Linked DNA regions of Mus musculus: region 2 is linked to region 1. The links are chromatin loops, found by intact Hi-C in ENCODE. Cell type or tissue: heart. All regions are shown on one strand. Each heading gives the region's core, and the rest is flanking DNA. Links, peaks and the distances in the headings are about the cores only.

Evidence for each region. Peaks named below come from ENCODE experiments on the same cell type or tissue, not always from the same donor. Only the 100,000 strongest peaks of a DNase experiment are listed, where the experiment ranks them.
Region 2: a loop joins it to region 1, with 3 times the contacts of the local background. A loop is called at or near these places in 9 of 42 quality-filtered maps.

The regions. Positions count from the first base shown.
Region 1 is chr12:81,625,668-81,636,323 of GRCm38, forward strand. Ttc9 (tetratricopeptide repeat domain 9) reads left to right here and starts at 5,582. Exons shown (of 3, transcript NM_001033149.3): 1 at 5,582-6,134. The coding sequence starts at 5,738. In heart, for the core only: no CTCF peak of the experiment used is centred there; a DNase peak (open chromatin) is centred at 5,594; H3K4me3 peaks cover 2,080 bases; H3K27ac peaks cover 1,118 bases; H3K27me3 peaks cover 6,272 bases.
Region 2 is chr12:81,692,207-81,702,862 of GRCm38, forward strand. No RefSeq gene overlaps it. Among named protein-coding and RNA genes, the nearest start is that of Ttc9, 66 kb to the left of the region's middle. In heart, for the core only: no CTCF peak of the experiment used is centred there; no DNase peak of the experiment used is centred there; H3K27me3 peaks cover 278 bases.

The DNA.
Region 1 (10,656 bases), core at 1,661-9,660:
AGGATCAGAGAAGATACAAGGCTGGAACCCACAGGGAGCAGGTGTAGCATGCTAGCACATAATCCTTTCCTTCCAAGTTCTTCACCTCCAGTGCCAGCCTCGGGAGTAAAGACTTCCCATAGACTTCTGCGAGGTGTGCTCACAGCTTGCCTGTTATGGGTGGAAGGTGAAGCGTTGATAGTGCATCATAGCTCCATGATCGCTAGACACCTACCATGGCCCAGTCGTCTTTCTCTTATAAGGGAAGAAGTGTACCCGAGAGCCACTGAAAGGAGGAAAATCAAAATACCACTTTCCGTGCAATGGAGTAAATGCCAAATTGATTAGTTCAGCGTTCTCTCTTTAGGGCCAGCAGCCTACATCAATGGCTTCCAAGGGACTTTTCCTCTTGGATGAGACACAAATCCCCTCACTTTTGGTGAGAAATGCAAGCAATAAAAAGTTTGTGTGGTTATGCACTCGAGGAGGGGAAAGCAAGGTAGCCAGAAGGTCCCCGAAGAAGGCCCTGACTCAGTTTCCCTGTGCCAGGCAAATGAAGTAGAAGAAACTGAGTGGAGGTTAGACCAATTCACTTCCCAGAATCCTACCAAGAAACTGAACAAAAATCAGAGGAAAGGCAGAGCTAAGAGAGAAGGGGAAATCGGGGCTCCCCCTTTCTCCTCTTCCTCAGGTACACCAGGGACAAGCAGAAGCAGCCGAGGACTTACTAGCCATGCGGAATCTTGATCCCACCCGAGGAGAACCGAATTGGAGAGGCAGTCTGGAAGACCGTCAGGCCACTCAACTCAAACTGGGCAGAGTCTGGAATACGATGAATTTCTGGCTCCCAAATTCACGCTCTGCTTCATTTCCTAAAATAATGCTCGGCATATGGTCAATAATTAATGAATGAATATTTGAGAAATTCTCCTTGGCACTTCTTTAATTCCATCTGAGGGGAAGCAAGCATTTCCAAGAAGCGAGAACACGCTACAAATGAGTGGCTAAGCCAGACAGAAGCATGCTGAAAGCAAGCAAATAAACAATGCCAGGCAACCACACTCAGCACTGCCAAGTGGGACAGATGGGCATAGTAACTCCTTCCTCACTTCCTACCCCCATGGTCTTCCCTCCCTTCCTCGCTGGTGCTCCCCTCCCCTTCATCCTTAGGAGTACCAAGGTCTTGTGCTGAGTTCTTTGTCTTACACAAGGAAATGTCACATGAGTTATCTGTCTCTTCGAACCCTATCCTTAAAACCAAAACTGAAGGAAAGACATAGTGCGGGGAGGGGAGTTGTCATGCCATTAACCTTAACCTTTTAACTTGATTCTTTTATTTTCTGCATGTATGTGTTTGTATGTATACGTGTGTGGTGTGTATGGGTATGTGCACACATCTGTGCAGAGGACAAAAGTCCACATAGATGTCTTCCTCAATCACTGTCCACCTTATTGGGACAGGGTCTCTCACTGATTCATTGATTTAACCAGATTGGCTGCCTGTGAGCTCCAACGATCTTCTGTCTCTATCTCCTTAGTACTGAGGTTACAGAGGCTTGCTTGCACAACCTTATCAACCGAGCCATCTCCCAAGACCCACGTCTTACCTTTAGATGGTTAAAGTGACCTGAATTACTTCTTTTTGTTGAGACATTACCAAGTCCAAGGTCTGGGTCTTTATTTGATATTTGCTCTCTATGATTCTTTCTACCCTAATCCACTGGGGTAACAGGAAATCTTTCAATCTCTTCCGTCTGCTCAACTACTTGAAAATAGAAAGGGCCAGGAGTTGGCAGATATTTACGAATTATTGGAGTTCTGCCGCCACATTATTATGGGATCCAGCCATGGTAGGATTTAGTGTGTAATACAATTACCGTCTGCCAAGTACTTACACCATGCTTCACAACAAACCCACTGGGTCATAACCCCACCCCCACTTAATGAGTGGGGAAATCTGAGGTTGTCTAAAGTTGAATAACTTGCCCAGGAACTAGCCAAGAGAGAATGCCAGCTACACACACACCTGTCCGACTTCAAAACTCCTTCACCACTGAGCAAACAGAGCGCCTCACTTGTCAGAAGACGGTAGACTCAGTGTGTAAGCAGAGACTCTTTACCCTCTTTGGAGCATTAGGGAGGCTCAAGTGGGATTAAAGGTGATGGAGCATTTAGAAAAGGGACGTTCTATAAAATGCAAGGTATAATTTAGTACGCCAAGTTCAGGTCCAATTAAAAAGCTTTAGTTCACCATGAATGGTAACTACCCATGTGAAACATTCATCCTTAGCATGAAGTATGTCCCAGTTAAGGTGCCATGCATTTTTCATTTACCAACTTCATAAATACCAAGTCCTTATACAAGTTTTACTCTTGATGTAAGGAAGCTATGTAATGATGTATTTGTGTTGGGAGCGCAGGTTGGTCTCACCTTTTAAATTTGAATTATACATATGACAAGGTCTCCCTCTGTAGCCCAGGCTGGTCTGGACTTCACTCTGCATACTAGGCTAATCTCAAATGTGAAACATGCTTTGTGTCTCAATCTCCCGAGTGTTAGGATTACAGGCAGGACACCCCATAGCCAGTTGGACCACATTTAGACAAACAACTGTGCGCCAGGGAGATGGTTTCATGGTTAAAACACTTGTAAACCACCCACCCTTGGCTTGGGGGCCCACCCACAATGCCAGCAATTGGAAGGTGGAGACGGGGGATCTCCAGAGAAAGCTGGCTAACCAGACCAACAGCTCCGAAACCCTGGATCCAATTGAGAGACCTGTTTCCATGAAAAACATGGAGAGCAATCAATGAAGACTCCCAACATCAACCTCAGGTCTCCACATACAAGTGCACTGGCATTACACACATATGTGTTCACGCACAGAGAAACACACACATTCTCATGCATACCACACACATACTCACGGGGGAGAAAAGAGCAAATTGACGGACTTTCTTGAGCTGGGTGTATGGCTCAGTGGTAGAATGTTTGCCTAGCACAAATGAGGCTCTGGGTTTGACCCTCAGCACGGTGTGTGTGTGTGGGGGAGGTTACTTTAAAAATTAACCAATTTTCCTGACAGAAAAGTAAATAAGAACAAAAAATAAATACGAGTAATGCAAGAGATTAAGAATAATGTAAGAGCTTCCAAGGACAGATTACATGGGTTTAAATACCAGGCTTGTTACTTACTGGGAGTACAACCTTGACAAGTCTCTGTAACATGCTGTGGAGGAAAAGAAATAGCCCAAATAGATTCATGGGCGTGAATGATTGGCCCATGGAGGTGGCACTATTCGGAGGTGTGGCCTTGTTGGAAGAAGTGTGTCACTGTGGAGGCAGACTTTTGAGAGCTCATATATGCTCAAGGTCCACCCAGTGTGGAGCACAGGCTCTTCCTGGTTGCCTTCAGATCAAGATAGAGAACTCTTGACTCTGTCTCCAGCAGCATGCCTACTTGCATGCCACCATGTGTCCCGCCATGATGATGATGGACTAAACTGGACTACTGAGACTGTAAGCCAGCATCAATTAAATCTTTTCTTTTATAAGAGTTGTCATGGTCAGAGTATCTCTTCACAGCAATAGAAACCCTAAGACATGTGGTATTCAAAATTGGAGTAACTACTTATTTCACTAGATTGTTATGAAGGTTACATGTATGCAAAGTGCTTAACCCAGTCCCTGGTACGATGTAAGCACCAGGTATTTGATATCTACTATTGTTCACTTCATTTAGTATTATCCACAATAGTGCATAACGTAATATAAAAAGCCGTCTGGATACAAAAACAACTGGCTCTGTACTTTAAGGTACATACCTACAATAGACTATTATATAGCCATGAGAATAAGGCATGGGGGCCCAGCTCAGCTGTGGAGCACTTGCTTGCATGAATCCCCAGGTTCAATCCCCAGAACTGCAAGAGGGAAGCACTAAAAGAATATTTAATTCCATGAAACGTGAAAGTTTAAAAAGAAGGAAACAAATTTTAAACATTGACCCATACCGCTTACATTTGTTAAGCAGAAATACAAAACTTTGAGTAAGAGTCTCCGGGTACCCCTATGTATACGCTGAGGCTTTTGTTAACAGTTTTTTATACTTTCCTAAACTTCTAGTGCAGAACAGCGGGTGTGGCCATATTATGTCAATCTTGTTAAAGTGCAACTTCTGGGTCAGTGGGCTGGCAGTCTTGCACCCGGAGCACTTCTTGCAGGCTCATCAGTGATGCTCATTCTGCTGGTCCAAAACCTGAGTAGGAAGTTTTCACAGCACTGTCTCTGAGCTCCTCTTGGAGCTACAGAAGCACCGATTGCTGGATCCAAGGCTAGGGTCCTGTTTTAGACAATCTGGACTATGTCCTTAGAGCTTGCATATAATAATTTCCAGAAGATGTTGATGCTGCGGATCTGGGAAACACCCTTTGAAAATCACATTAAGAGCATCTTTTCGTTCCCTTAATATCACTAAAAATGTATCTATCCTCTTCATTGCCTATAAACCCAAATCCAAATGCTTTATTCAGAAACCCCTGGCATCCCTCTCACTTGGAAAGCCATAAAGTCAAACCTTTAGGCCTTAAATATGTCTGAGGTGTCCAACATTACAGCTCTGAGAGCTTTCTTGCTTTGTCTGGTATTTTACTCCTTCCCTGTGCCCATCCTTTGGGGGGTCTTCAAATGTTATTACCCTGTAAGGAATTCCCAGGGCTCCACAGCGCTTTCTGTGATTGCTAGTGGGAATTGTATCTTCCAGCAGTAAACTGGGTTCTTTTGGTGTGTGTGTGGTGGGGGGGGGGGGGCTGTAACTTGCCTATTTTCATCTGCCTGTGTGTGGCTCAGCCAATCTCCTGCATACAGCTGACACTCTCACTGACAGAGGGAAAGAAAGAAGGAGCCTCCCCAGGAAGGGTGCGTAACTGTCCAGTAATGGAAACTGGAACCCTGTGCCCGCCAAGCCTGATGACCAACAGTAACAGGTGTTTCCATCTCCGCTTCTGTGATTCATTCTGCATAGCTGCGCACGCACATAGCGTAAGCACACACAGTCTCCCGGAATACAACGCCAGGCACGCAGACGTGCACCCGGTGTCCTGGGCGCCCGGGAGACACACCTCAGCGACAACCTGGATCCACAAAAGCGAGGCTCTGCCACCTAAAATAGTAATGTCTTACTGCAAACAAAACAAGCAGTGGCACCTGCTTATTTTCCTTGCTCCCTGGCGCACCTTTCTCTTTAGTCCTAAAGAAAGCTATTGAGGTGACCCCCCCCCCTCCCAGTCCTTCCCATACACACACACCCCTCCCCCATAGCTTCTTTTGGCCACGGCGCGCCTCGGAAGGCTGGATGAATGGGAACCAGGGGGCCCTCTTTGTCGCTAATCTTCCCCTCCTTTGAGCAAGCCCAGCTTCTTCCGGGTCAGCGACAATCACCACCACCCCAGTCGGGCCCGTTGTCCCCTGCACCACGGCCAGGCTCGCACAGGGTCCGGTAGCCCGCGGGGACAGGTTGCGGGAGCAGAAAAGGGCGGGGACGAGGGCGGGCGCCGAGGGAACGGGGGAGGGAGCTGGGAGGGGAGCGATCGCAGGAGGAGGGAGCTGCCTCGGGCGGCTGGCGAAAAGGATGGGAGTGCGGGGCAAGCGCGCGGCGCCCAGGGTAACGGCCGCGGCAGAGTCTGCGGGGCGCGAAGCCAGCGCTCCGCGCTTTTAAAGCCCGGATCGCGACGCGCTCTAGGCGCGGGCGGCGGCCGGATGGAGAGGAAGGGCTTGGCGGCCCGATCCTCGGGGAACCCTAGCCCGCCTGCGCTGGGTGAGGGACCGCGGCCCGTGCCGCCGCCGTGCGTCCCGAGCGGCGGAGGAGCCCCGGAGCGGGGCCAGGCTGGAACGGCGGCCGAGCCCGCGGAGCTTATCCGGCGCGCACACGAGTTCAAGAGCCAAGGGGCGCAGTGCTACAAGGACAAGAAATTCCGCGAAGCCATCGGCAAATACCACCGGGCGTTGCTGGAGCTGAAGGGATTGCTGCCGTCACAAGAGGAGCGGGACGCACGGCCAGCCTCCTCGGCAGGGGTTCCCAAATCCAGCCGCCTCTCAGAGGAGCAGAGCAAGACGGTTGAAGCCATTGAGATCGACTGTTACAACAGCCTGGCAGGTAAGCCGCGCCCCGCCGCACCCCCTCCTCTCCTTCCCCGGGCCTCCAGGGGCCCCGCCCGGCCACGCGTCCCGTCCCCAGCTTTCCCAACCTAGTCTCTCTGGATCCCAGAGCGCCGCTGAGGCACACCGCGGTGCAGACTCCCTCCCGTGACAGTGGTGCTCTGGGGAGATCTGGGAGGGAGGCGCTTGAGAAAAAGTGTGACTTTCAAGATGATGTCTTCCAAAGGCCATAGTCATCTTGAGTCTCTTCCCTTGCAAACATGGTGAATCTTGCCTATAAATGACCGGGCAGACAGAGGGCGACCCAGCGGGCCTGTCAGCGACTGCTACTGCTCACTTGGGTTCAAACTGAAGAGATAGAAGAAGCCAGAGATACCGCACAAGCCATGGGCTCTAAGGCTAGCTCATGCACCTGTCTGTCTCACTCGGGTGTCACTGGCTTTAAAGTTGACCTATGTCTTCCCTTAAGTAACCAGATGGAAACAGGCCTTCCCTCAAGTTCTCCTGCCCCAGTAGCAAAGGGGATTTTTTTTTTTTTTCAGGATGTCCTGAGTAAAATGGATTCCAAAATGCTACTTTCTTCTCTCCGGGTCTTGCTCCAGCAGTCTCAGGGCTCTGAGTTCATGGTTGGTCCTTAGCCCTGCTGAATTCTTAGTCTCCTGCCTAAGGCTCTTCTGTTGGGCTGAAGGTGTACTTCCATGGTGTGCTTTAGGGATGAGGCTAAGTGTGTGTGTGTGTGTGTGTGTGTGTGTGTGTGTGTGTGTGTGTGTGCATTATAGAAAATGTAAAGTCTGTAAAAAAGGAAAACGCTGAGGCTTTCGAAGGACTTCCTGCGAAATGTGGCAAACAGCGATATAAACAACTGCCTTACAGTGACGCAACCACCCTCTACTTTTCCCACCTAGTGTGTATGGTTTGGGGCACAGTCAAGCCTCTCTCTGTTAGAATAAAAGGCATTTCTTCATTTCTAACCTTGAAAGTTGCTTGAACTAAGTATGGCCTGTTAGGGGGTGGGGGCGGGGTGACGATGGATGCATCTGGAGGTTGAAAGACTACAACTATGGTCCATTCAGAAATGTAGATCTGCTGTGTTGGCTTTGGGCATTGAGCACCAGCTTCCCTCCGCCTTCCCATTCTGTCATGTTTGAGGTCATCTTTAGGCAAGTGCTCTACCCCTGTGCTGCCATGCCCCTATCAGGTCATCTTTACTAGGGTGAAACCCAGCCTGGGAAGACACGGTGTGAGGTAGCTTACACACGTTAAGAATTACACATGTAAACCAAGGGCAGTTACAGAGATGGTGACACTGGCCCTAGTATTACAAATAATGGCACCAGAGAAAATAATGGCACAGAAGGATGGAATAGGTGAATCCATAAAAGGATACTTGATTCCTCTGGTTTCCCGTAAGGATTTGGCCACTGCCCTGATGAACAGTTAAAGGGCAGAGCCTGTGAGGGCGGAGGAAGAGGCACTCAGGATGGCTAATGCAGTGATTTTGGAGTGGTAATGGGTGTTCTAGGACTACATTTACCCGGCCCATGAATAGCTAGCACTGCCTGCCCTCCACCCCACAAGTGGCTGTATTTCCATGGTGAAACCCAATGTATGTCCTTGGTCAGGCCTGCCTGGTCAGAGGACAGAGGTGTGGTCAATCTCTCCTTCTGTCCCTACCACACAAACACTTGGGGAAACTTCACTGGTGACAGAATGGAAATAAACCCAGAGGGCTTTCCCTTCTGCTGCCTGCTCTGGGGCTCATCACTTATGAACATTAACAATGTAGCATATGTGCAGTTAGGTACACTACATGCACTTTTGCTTTTTTGAAACAGGGTTCACTGTATAGCCCTGACTGGCCTGAAACTATGTAGACCAAGCTGGACTCGCACTCAGATATTCACCTGCCTCTTCCCTCAGAGCACTGAGATTAAAGGGGTGCACCACCATGTCCCGCTTACACTAATTTAAATATACATATGCAATCTGAAGGAAATATGGCCATTCACCTTGCAGAGGAGACTCCCAAGGCTCCAGAGCCATCCCTCTCCAAAGGCAATGCCCTGCCCATCATAGCTTGATGCAGAAAATCAGCATCATCTGGATCTCTTCTGCTACCACGTACCCAGACTCAGGTGGGCTCTCAAACGCCACATTTCAAAATTCTTTGGGATGCCCTCGGCCCTGGTAACCAGGAAGGAAAAACATACAGTGCCGTGATTCAAGGCTCTGAGAGGACTCACATAGGTTTCACATAGAATGTGAAAGATGACCAGCTGGCCAGTTCTGACAAAGTTAAAGTCCACAACCTGTGTGGACAATTCGGCACGTGACAGGAAGCCTCCACACAGAAATCACTTTGGTGAAACTTGACATTGCTGTCAAATCAGTTACCATTCTCCCAGAAGTCCCACCTAGTAGCAAATAATCCTTTCTCATGGGATTATCAAAGTAGTAGAAACCTATATAGATGTTTTCTTCTAGAAAACTGCAAAACATTTAGAGAAATGCAGAATGACGTCTAACTCCTCCACCTAAAGAGATCTGTGTTTAACCTGGTTTTACGAACACCTTTAATCCCAGCACTCAGGAGGCAGAGGCAGGAAGATCTCTGAGTCTGAGGCCAGCCTGGTCTATAGAGTAAATTCCAGGATAGCCAGGGCCACAGAGAGAAACCTTGTCTCAAAAAAACCAACCAACCAACCAACCAAACAAACAAACAAACAAACAAGAACAAAAAAAACCAAAAAAGAAATCTGTGTTGAATATGTGTATGGTATGTTGTTGTTGTTGTTGTTAGTTGTGGTGGTGGTGGTGGTGTGTGTGTGTATATATGTGTGTGTGTTTACAAAGCAAGGGTCCTTGTCCTCATATATATGTAGTCACATGTCCTGCTTTTAACCCCACTTCAAAAGAATTTATACACGTCACTAAAATATTTCATGAAGATTATTTTAAATGTAAAATAAGAAATGTAAGTGTGTCAGGCATGGCAGCACATGTCTTTAATCCCAGCACCTGGGAGGCAGATGCAGGCAGATCTCTGTAAGTTCGGGACCAGCCTGGTCTACAGAGTGAGTTCTAGGACAGCCAGGGCCACATAAAGAAACCCTGTCTCAAAAAAAAAAAAAATTAAGTGTGCATTTTCAGTTATGTTTGGATAGAAAGAAAAATGACTTGTGTTGTTTTAGTTAGGGCTAGCACAGTCCAGCCTGGCCCGTAAAATGTCCTCTCCCCTGACCGCTGGCTGGCAGGAAAGAGATGGGCAAGAACAAATTCATCCTGGCAGAAAAGCAGGTGACTTCTATTGGGGTTTTGTTGACACCTGGGCAGCCTGGTGATACGGTTCTTACAGCACTGTCTTTCCACATAAAGCCATATGTAGAGATAGAGGCTTGGCATTGGGAAAGAACTTAGAATAGCCCAGAAATACCTAGAGAATTAGGCTGTGTTGCTAAGGGCTGCTATTCTCCAAACGCGAGGCTAAGGTGAGGCTTCTGGAGAAAACGTAAGCTCATGAGCCCTCCTGATCTATCTATAACCCCCTGTAAGTAATAGCCAGGGGCTGCCAGGAAGCAGGTAGGAGGTGTTAGTCTAACACCCATTCGCATGTCCCCAGGAGCCCAAGAAGGGTGCACAGAGACAGTCTGCAAATGGTGCCAGGCTATTGTCTGTTCTGATCAGATTTCATTTTTTCAGGAGGACTCTGGCTAGCTGTGCAGGACTAATAGATGGGGATTTTGCGTGGCTTGTTTTCTGGGAGATTAAAGGGATAGTATTTTCTTCTTCCAGAATTTTAATAGACAAAACAGTCTCACCTGCCCAGGAAGACCAAGGAATCTGAGCCTTACAGGCCACAGAGCAAGCATGCATCTAACTGATGAGTGGGTCTTACTGAACTGAACAAGACACGTGATTCTCCTGGGGCCTTGGTACCTGTGGAGGGTAGAACATTTCCTCTTGGGACTTCGGGGGCTGAGTTAGGGCATGTGGCTACCAAGATGTACCACACATTGCTTTGTTGATACGTTTAAGTGATGCCCAAGGTTTAAATGGCAGCAGTGGGGATAGGTGCCATTGGCTCCAAAGGCTAGGAATGTGTGCTCCTCATGACCGGCAACAAGCACCATTTTGTTCTATTGCCATTTTCTATTTAGAGCTATGTTTGGGAGATTTCCTGTGTCTTACCAAAGGATAGACAGAATCAGATTGGTCTCAGCCGAAGCCCCCAGTATTAAAGTATGATGAGGCTTAGGAACAGCTTCATACCAAAAGAAGTCCTGGGATAGTGTCCTCTGAAACTAGCTTCATTGGTCTTAATAGACATGTCTTGAACTCATAGGCCAGGACTGGTCATAATCCTCAGAGCTGTCCTAGATTTTTGTCAGGTTGACATAAGCCAGGATCATTTGGAAAGGGGAACTTCAGTTGAGCAAATACAACCTCCCCCTCCCATCAGATTGGCCTAAAGGCAAATCTCTGAGGTATCTTCTGCATATGATTGATGTGGGAGGGCCTAG
Region 2 (10,656 bases), core at 1,841-9,840, 67 kb after region 1:
CTGAGGTCCCTTAGGTACACGATATAGTGTCTCTGAACTCCAACTTTCTTAATATTAGCACAGGGTTAAATAACACCTACCTTAGAAGCCATTATGAGAAGTAAATAAAAAATTCCCACCCCATAGTAAATCATCAAACATGAAAGAAATCTGTGTACCCTCAGCTTGGATACAGTGACTCAGTCCTGGCCAGTCTAGCACGTACATGGTGAATGGATGGTGAACGAGCAAATGGATAGAAGAAATAACCTAATACCTAACCCAAGGGGCAGGGGGAACGTCACATCTTAGTTCAGTTATTTCCAGACAAGGTCTGGTTCTCTAGCCCAGGCTAGCCTTGAGCTCTCAACCCTGCCTCAGCCTCCAGAGTGCTGGGATCTCCGGCATGCAGCACCTACCCCACTCAGAGTTGTACTTACTACCGCTCTTCTTGATCTGTTCGTTCATCCAGAAGGTCCCAGTTATTGTTACTTTGTGCAGGACAAACCAGAGGCTGCACCACAATCGCACCCCACCCTGGATGTATTCCTAAGAGCATCTATCTACCTGTTAGTATGAACCCAGATGCCCCTCAACAGAGGAATGGATACAGAAAATGTGGTACATCTACACAATGGAGTACTACTCAGCTATTAAAAAGAATGGATTTATGAAATTCCTAGCCAAATGGATGGACCTGGAGGGCATCATCCTGAGTGAGGTAACACATTCACAAAGGAACTCACACAATATGTACTCACTGATAAGTGGATATTAGCCCCAAACCTAGGATACCCAAGATATAAGATACAATTTGCTAAACACATGAAACTCAAGAAGAATGAAGACTGAAGTGTGGACACTATGCCCCTCCTTAGAATTGGGAACAAAACACCCATGGAAGGAGTTACAGAGACAAAGTTTGGAGCTGAGATGAAAGGATGGACCATGTAGAGACTGCCATATCCAGGGATCCACCCCATAATCAGCATCCAAACGCTGACACCATTGCATACACTAGCAAGATTTTATCGAAAGGACCCAGATGTAGCTGTCTCTTGTGAGACTATGCCGGGGCCTAGCAAACACAGAAGTGGATGCTCACAGTCAGCTAATGGATGGGTCACAGGGCTCCCAATGGAGGAGCTAGAGAAAGTAGCCAAGGAGCTAAAGGGATCTGCAACCCTATAGGTGGAACAACATTATGAACTAACCAGTATCCCGGATCTCTTGACTCTAGCTGCATATGTATCAAAAGATGGCCTAGTCGGCCATCACTGGAAAGAGAGGCCCATTGGACACGCAAACTTTATATGCCCCAGTACAGGGGAATGCCAGGGCCAAAAAGGGGGAGTGGGTGGGTAGGGGAGTGGGGGTGGGTGGGTATGGGGGACTTTTGGTATAGCATTGGAAATGTAAATGAGCTAAATACCTAATAAAAAATGGAAAAAAAAGAGATAAAAGGTTTGGTAAACTAGGGAAACAGAGACATCCAGAGGAAGCTGTGCTATATTCAATCTTTTTTTTTTTTTAAATCAGGAACTCATTAACCCCAGAAATGACATGACTCTGTCCTAACCTTTATCACCTGTCAACTGTTTAGCTTGTAATCACAATTACAATTAGCTTGTAATGAAAGTTCACCTTGGGGAGGGACATTCAAACTGTAGAGGGCTTCAATGAGCTTCAGAATATAAATGGCGTGGCTGCCATGTCCGTAAGAGGCGCAGTGGGGATGCTCAGAAAATAGTTCTTATGTAAGGACTAAAAGACGAGAGAGAGAGAGAGAGAGAGAGAGAGAGAGAGAGACCACATTGAACTTCCTGCTGTCCATGGGACCTCTCCGGAACACTTGACACGATAACTCCTCTTGCTTTTTTTTTGGGTTTGGTTTGGTTTGGTTTTTTTTTTTTTTTTTTTTTTTATTGAGACAGGGTTTCTCTGTGTAGCCCTGGCTGTTCCTAGAACTCACTCTGTAGATCAGGCTGGCCTCGAACTCAGAAATCCGCCTGCCTCTGCCTCCCAAGTGCTGGGATTACAGGCATGCATCAACACTGCCCGGCCTCCTCTTGCTTTTTTAAGGCTCTTTGGAGTCTATGTTAGTTACTCTTCTTTCTGGTTCTTTGGGGTTTTTTCACCCTTTCTCAGAAGCTACCTCCCAGATGCCATGTGGCTGCTTGTCCATCTCCAAAAGGCAGGGCCCTTTCTATTTTCTCCATTTCCCTCTTCCAGGCAGCTGCCAGGATTTATAGCTTGCCTGCCCTACAGTGTGATTTTTCTTTTAAACTCTAATGTAAATTGTTCTTGAGCTTTAAGAAATAAATACACTCCCCCCCTGAGTTGTCAATTGACAATTTAAATTGTCAAGACCTAGCTAATTATGGCAGTTGAACGGATGAATGAATGAATGAATGAATGAATGGGAAAAATATCTAAGCCTCTGGGTAGTTTGGTTTATTCAAGGAGGAAAAAGATTTTCTAATTTAGAACTTGTAACTGAAGTGACATGATTTCAGGGCCAACAAATAAGTAAGTCTTTAGGACCCTCGGCAGGAGGCTGGAAGGGGGCTAAAGGGCACAGGCCCTTCTGACACAGACTCCTGAGGTGTTCTGGGTCTGTACTGGGCCTCTCCTGGAAGGGTGGGAAGGCCTCGGCCTCAATACCATTCATTTTCTTGGTGTCATTTTAGAGACGAGATTAGACTCGCCTCTGCCATCCTCCCACTCAAATCCATAGCCCGGAGTTCAAGTTGCAGAGGTGTGGGAGAGGGAAGCTCAGTCGTCCTGTTGAGGTCCGCCCCTCCTCCCTGCCCTCCCTGGCATAGCTGTATCCATTTTGTTCCATGCCCACCAGCTATTTCATATTGTTGCTGTAATATGCCTGTCCGTCATTAATGCAGAAAGATAACTTGACTCAGAGCAGGGTCATGCTGACAACCTACCTTATCTATGTTCTCTATGTTTTGAGGTTTGTTAATCTTGAAATTCAACAACTGCAAGCGCCACTTAGGACCAATCAGAATAAAGGTCAATTAGAACTGGCTAGTCAAAATAACTTGAGTCAGAACCAACCACTAGGCAGCACTTTCAGCACCTGCATATGGGCTCATTGTGGATTGTTCCTTTATAAACTGGCCTGGCGTCATAGCCTCAGCCCCTACATTCTACGGCTCTAAATCAACCAGTCTTAGGGTGTGCATTCAGTAAACCATCCCTGTCTGACTGAGATCAGTGTTTGTGTGGTTTGTGAGCCACTCTGGGACCCTAACACTTCCTTCAGGTTGGACTAAATTGTGGAGCAGAGTGGTCCAAGCCATGGCCTAGGGCCAGGCTTCTTCTTGAGGTGAGGTGGCCTGTGGCAGGGCGTTGGAGCTCGGGGATAGCTCCAACACAGCAGCCTGCAGGAGCGGGGAGGTGGTCAGTTGTCTAGATAACAAGTAAATTAGGGACAAGAAAACCTTTCTAACAATCAACCCATCTTATTGCCACCACACCCTGCCTCTCCAGGTGAGGGACACTTCCAGGATGTTTTCCATGGAGGGGTGAGCTCACAGAAGAGGAGAGTAGGCAGACCCTGTAGATCTGTCCCACCAGATGACTTAGGGCAATCACGGAGGGTTAAACTGTAAGTTTTGAGAACAAAACATCCTGGAGAAGACTACCTGACCAGGTAGTCAAAGCCTTTAATCCCCAAACTGGAGAGGCAGAGGCAGAAAGATCTCTGTGAGTTCAAGGCCAGCCTGGTCTACAGAGGGAGTTCCAGGACAGACAGGGCTACACAGAAAAACCCTGTGTCGAAAACAAAACAAAGGAGTCTTAGACGGAAATGGACCTGACTCCTTCATGACCCTGAAAGGTGACTCCAGTTTTTTAAGCCTCAGCTTCCTTGTCTGTGAAATAAAGATAAAAGGTTATTAAATAAGGAAATCCAAGCAAAGCGCCCACTGCATTTCAAAACACTGAGTAAGCCCTGGGCTTGTGCTAGTGATCTTTTTTTTTTTTTTTAATCTACAGTACTTTTCCTGCTTATTTTTTCATCCCTCCTTTTAGAAGCAAGGGACAATACAAACTCAGTCATTTGCTCAAACCTACGTCCATTCACATTTGATAATCTTCTTCCAAGGATCCCATCACTGTTCTGAACTCTGGGATACCACAGCAAATAAAATCACAAAACCTCTGCTCTTGGAGCCACAGAAACGGTTCAGAGGTTGACAGCACATGCCATCCCCATAAAGGACCTGTGTATATTTCCTCACACCCACATCTGGCAGCTCACAACTGTCTGTCAAGATCCTGAGAATCTGGTGTCCTTTTCTAACTGCCATGGATATGCACATAGCTAGAAGTAAAAAATAAAAACTCAAGCAAACCAAAACCCTACCCTTGTAGAGCTTACACTGAATTTGGGGATGCCGGGCAATGAACGGAAACTATAAATGATCATGAAATGCTAGAGAAAGAGTCATGAGCAAATCCTAAGTGGAAAAGATGCTTGATGGGTGATGGGATGGCTGCAACCTAAAAACAAGTCAGGAAGAGACCGAGCCAAGGCCCAGGAAGGCTATGATGCCAGCACATAAACCTGCTCTTTCCCCAAAGAAAGAACATTCCAGAGAAAGAGACGCCTGAGTGCTAAGACCCCAAGGCACGCACCAGGTTCAGCCAGTCTCCATATTGGGGGGTTCTGCACCTTCGATCCTGGATCCCAACAAGCTCAGATCAAAAATACATGAGGGGAATAGCGTGACTGTATTGAACTTGTAGAGAGTTGTTCTCTCACACGGCGCAGGATAACAGTTATCCACACAGCATTTTCCCGGGATTAGGTACTATAAATCAGGAGACCTAATATACAGGAATATGTTATAGGTTGTGTCCGAATACTACACCCTTGTATGAGGGGACTTGAGCATCTGTAGATTTGGGAATCTTCAAGACAGTCTCTTGAGGATCTTGACAGAGGGACAACTGTACCAGGACGGAGTTAGAGGCCACCACTGCTAGGTGAAGAGTACAGGGAGGGGCCAAGGAGGTAAAGTCGTACTGTGTACACTGTGGTGTTAAAAGCTGTGATCTAACTCCAGTGCTGCCTCATCGCAGGTACAAAGCCCACAGGCCCCTGTGACTGGGTAGATCATCCAGGAAAGGCTTCAAGGGACTCCAAGTTAGATGCCAGGAGAGGGGCAAGGATCTCAGGTGTAAATCATTGGGATGCAACGCTTTTCAGACCTCAGGTCAGAGCATAAGTTTGAAAAGTATGTGATGGATGATTTAGTGAGCGAAGGTGCCTGCCACCGAGCCCGACAAACCGAGTTCAAGCCTCAGGGCCTACATGATGGAAGGAGAGACCTACTCCTGCAAGCTATCCTCTTACCTACACATGCACACGCACAGTGTAAAAAAGATGTAATTTTTAAGTAAATGTAAGTGCGTGATCAAATAAAGCAGGCTGAGAGCCAGATGTGCTGGCACACATGTATAATCACAGAGCTGAGAAGGTGGACGATGGAGGATTGTTAAATTCTAGGCCAGCCTGGATTACATAACAAGACTAATTTCATACAAACAAAGCGAGGGGTAGTAGTGCTAGCAACCGGAATATTTGAAACCGAGGCACCCGAGGTATCCAGGGTAAATACTTCTTGATCCCCAAGCCAGAACAGATATTTAACCAACTCTGACAGATCCCTTCCTTCACTGGCCTTCTCACAAATTTCTCTACCTGCTAGGGCAGCTGCACAGCCTAAACTGACAGAATGCAGGGTCAGGAGATGGCCAGAAGGCTGCACTCACTTGGTCTTCATTTTAGGTCAATTTTGCCACCTGCTGTGTACCCCAAGGCTGTCTGCCTTGGTTCCTGTCTTCTGGGAAGATGACCTCCATCTGGCCACCCACCTTTGAGGGTGTTCTAGGACTGGATCAAAGAACCTCTTGAAAGGGCTGGCTGCCACTCCAAATAATTACAGATAAACGCACACGGGGTCGTTATGATGTCATGGGCCTGTGCAGGCAGAGCTGAAGGAGGAAATTGCTCACTTTGTGGGAGGGGCAGAACCCTTCCAGGCCATTATAGTCCACTAAGTGTATTTGCCAAGTTCAAATGCTTTCCCCATGACTTGAAAAGTGAACAGTCACCTGCCCTTTCACAAGGAGTTTGGTTACCTGGGCTACAGGGCTCCTCCTCCCAATCCACGAAACATGCATGGTAGACTTACACTTCTGACAGAAGGAAAGGCTGGGGAGGCAGCACAGAGTCCTGTTGAAGGGGAGTGGGGGGGGGCAATACATGTGGAGACAAGAAGAAGGTGAGCTAGAGGAAAGTAAGGGGCCTAGGGGTTATTCCAGAAAGAGCTGTGGGCCTCACATCTAGGGTCTCTCATTTCCTAACAATACCCAGCAGCTGAGTCACCAGATTTTGCGTATTCTTGTTTGAGTCAGGGTCCTGCTATGCAGGCCAGGCTGATCTCAAACTCACTGTGTAGCTCAGGCTAGTCTCTTGAATTCTCTGTCTTAGTTTACTGAGTGTTGAGGTTCCAAGTCTAAGACATCACTCCCAGGTTGTCTTCAGACCTTTTACAGAGCAAAAAACATAGTTACTGCATTCACACCTACGTCTAGAATGCTGTGGCAGAAGAGACTACCGGAGCCTCCGGAGTGACGGGGGTGGCTCATGATGGAGCTGAGATGACAGATCTGTGTTTGACATCAAGAAAATGTTCTACTGAACATCTCAGAAGCAAGCACCATCAAGCCTCAGACAAGCCTTTTCACACAGACAGCAGAAAAGCACTCGGAAGGGGCTGGTTATTCATACCTGGAACTTAGAGGTCCAGAGGTAAAATAGAGTTGGTGGCATAGACAGCTCAGAACCTGAATTCTAATATTAGAAGACCGTTCTCACAAGCTGCATCAACAACTTGGTGTCCCAGTCGGTCCAACTGGGCTTCTCACTTAATTACATGCTCACAGACCTACAATTTAAAATCCTGGCAGCCATGGTCTGTGCAATTAAAAACCAACAAACAGGCCTTACTTGTGCCTCTGGTTCTTGGCCAGAGTTTTTCATGTCTGTTCACACAGTTTCCTCTAACACTCAAGACTCTTACTACACCACTCCAGTCTCCTTCCCCAGTGCCTGTTAATTACTCTTCACCTTTTGGTCATGGTCAGGATTCATTGGTCACCATGATCAGATGCTATTCAAATCAATAAGGGAGCTTGTTCCTTTCCTGAGGTTTTAGCTATCCTTCCACCCACAAACCTCCACCTCCTATACACACATGGGCTGAAGACGGGATGCTGACTAGACTTTTTTTGTTTCCTTTTATGTTGTGTATCTTTGTCTGGGCACCACATGCTTGCAGTAGCAGTGGAGGCCAAGAGAGGGCATTGGATTCCCTAAATCTAGAGTTATGGGAGTTATAGACAGCTGTAAACTCATTTGAGGGTGGGAAACTGAACCAGGATCCTCTGCAAGAGCAGTTGGTGTTCTTAAGTGCTGAGCTATCTCTTCAGTCCTGTTGACTGGATTTGCATGTCCAGTGGCTTTTGAGAGCTCAATGTGAGATGTCAGCATCTGAGACCAAGATCAGCCTTCATCTATCAGCCACTGCTGCTCTCCCCACGTGTCTGAGCTTCCTGCATGGAATCAGTGCTCATGAGCTATGCCATCAACAAGCATCACAGACGACAGGGAAACCTACCTCAGAAGTACTCACCGTTTGCCCCTTCATAGACCAAATGGTAGTCCCAACAACAAGTTCTTATGAGAGCTCCTAGCAAGCAGATGTGTGGCCAGGTTTGAAGTTCAACCCCTGAGCCAATGCTTCCATTCAACCAGGCAACAAAGGAGCCACCATGAGACTTGCTTAAGGGTGAGGTCGCCATGCCAGGCCATAACATGACCTGGACATCCTATACCAAAAATGTTTATTACATGCCACCTCCTCTCCATCTCTGGATGTCCACACCCCAACCTTAGCTGCCATCTTTCTTGAGTTTGGGGTAGACAATTGAAATAGGCTCCTCTCCTTGTTTCCAGTCCAATGCTGTGGTAAAAATACCCTGAAGAAGGTAATGGGAAAGGGGGTTTCTTTTAGCTCACAGTCCCAGATTACAACCCATCATACCAGGGAAATGAAGGTGGCAGGCACTTGAAACAGCTATCATATAGCACACAGTCAAAAGCAGAGAGAAATGAATGTGTTCATGTTTCTCCACTCTCACACAGTTCCACAGTTCCAGAAGCCCTGTGTAGGGAATGGTGCCACCTACAGTGGATGTGTCTTCCCATGTCAATTAACTTTACCAAGACAATCATGCACAGAACCATCCACAGGCCAATTCAATGTAGATAATTCCTTACTGGGACTCTCTTCCCAAGTAATTCTAAGTTGTGTCAAGTTGAGGATTGACATTAGTGATCACACCACCTCCGATCACAATGAGCTCGACGTTGCTCCAGGCACCACTCTGCAATCTGAATGCACTTTTCTTTTCCTTTCTTTCTTTCTTTCTTTCTTTCTTTCTTTCTTTCTTTCTTTCTTTCTTTCTTTCTTTCTTTCTTTCTTTCTTCCTTTCTTTCTTTTTTTTTTTTGAAGATTTATTTATTTATTTATTATATGTAAGTACACTGTAGCTGTCTTCAGACACTCCAGAAGAGGGAGTCAGATCTCGTTATGGATGGTTGTGAGCCACCATGTGGTTGCTGGGATTTAAACTCCGGACCTTCAAAAGAGCAGTCGGGTGCTCTTACCCACTGAGCCACCTCACCAGCCCTGAATGCACTTTTCAAAATGCAAAGTATACAGTGTTTCCCCCTGCTTGAAAATATGTGACATCTACTTAAAGTAAAAATAGCTTACTGCAATCTACACAACTCAGTATGCTCTACTTGATGGATTTCCCCAGTAGTTTTCACTTGGAAGTAATTTTGCCTCCCAAGGGACAGCATCTGGAGCCATCCTTGACTGTCACAATGAGTGGAGAGCTACTTGAGAGCTATTGTATCTAGTGGCATTTAGAAGCCAGTGGTGCTGATAAATGTCCTTAGTGTACAGGGTGGTCCCCAAAAGCAAAGAGTTGTCTGTCCCAAAAATATCTATCATGCCAAGATTAAACATCCACAGCTTGACCTTGAACTCATATCCTCGGAATGTTTCTATTGACCGCCGTCTTAGTCGGTGTTCTCTAGAGTCACAGAACTTATAGAATGTATATATTAAGGGAATTTATTGTAATGGCTTACAGTCTACAGTCCAAATAACCCAACAATGGGAATCTAGTACTTGCTCAGCCCCATGAGGCTAGGTATTTCAGCTGGTCTTCTGTGTAAACTGGAATCCTGAAGAAGTACGTTCCAACAGGTGTGCTGGCAAGTAAGTGCAAGCAAAAGGAAGAACAGACACTTGCTTCTTCCACTGTCATTGTGTAGGCCTCCATCAGAAGGTATGGCCTAGATTAAAGGTGTGTACCACCGCACCTGGATTTGGAACTTGCTCTGCCCCAGGCTAGCCTTGAACTCAGAGATCTGCTTGCCTCTGTCTCCTGGGATTAAAGGCGTGTACTACCTTACCTGGGCCTAAGCTTTTCATGTCCACTATGTCTCAAGATCTGATTCACAGGTGTGCTCTCCACTTCCAGATTGTAGTTCATACTAGATGTAGTCAAGTTGACAACCAGGAATAGCCATCACAGCCATCTTGTTCTAAAGTTGGTTCCTATCCTCTGCTGTCCTTCCTAGTGACAATGACAACCTGCTGTTCACATAGGTGTAGTTAGCTTGTACAGCAGGCTGGAGTCGTGAGTCCTCTCAAGCTGTGTTACCTCAGCGCCTTTCACTTCACAGATACGTAGTAAGCACCAGGGGAGAAAAGATAGAGCAGAGGGGGGACAAAAAGAGCAACCATGGCTAAACACCATCCCTGTCACTCTGTGTCAGCGTTGCAAAGCCATAATTCCCATCTCTATTTCATGGGGAAGAGCCACCAGTTCCATTCGTGACATCTTAGAGAGCACACTGAGTGCACCTTGCAAACTTTCAAAGTTGGGGGTGGGGGCTTGGCATGAGGTTGTCTATCAGGACAGGCTTCTGTTTCTGCCAAACTCAAAGCCGAGTAAAATCACGTCTGTTCCAGTATCGGCTGCATCCCCAGCAGCACCGTGCAGAGTGCCTAGCTAAAGTGTCTATGAACATGTGGATAAATATCTGAGAACACAGCTAAAGCCCAGCCCACAGGGCCAGAGGTACATGATGCCCACTCTTCTGACAGCCCGAGAACCCACTTATTGAGCCAGACCCCAGTTTCAGCTCTTGCTCGTTACCCATGCTCCCCCGCCACTTGAAGTTCCTCACACAAAGTTGAAGGTATCTATGCTATCCTGTCACTCGGAGACCCAGCCGACTCTCTCAAAGTAAGCCAGCAGCCTCCACCCCAGCTACTCCCTCAGGCTCCTGGCTGGCTTCCTGGGAGCTTTGAGCAGGAGATGCAGCTGCAAGGAGGCTTCTCTCTAATGCACTCCTTCCAAGAAAGATGTCTCAGAGCTTTACCTTTTAACCCCAGAGGTCCCTGTCATCTTATTAGCACAGAGTGAAGACTGGGCTCTCTCCTGCACCTTCTGCTTAATCTGCTTAGCTGCTTAGCTTCTTTGTGGAATGTGCATAGCTTTTGTCAG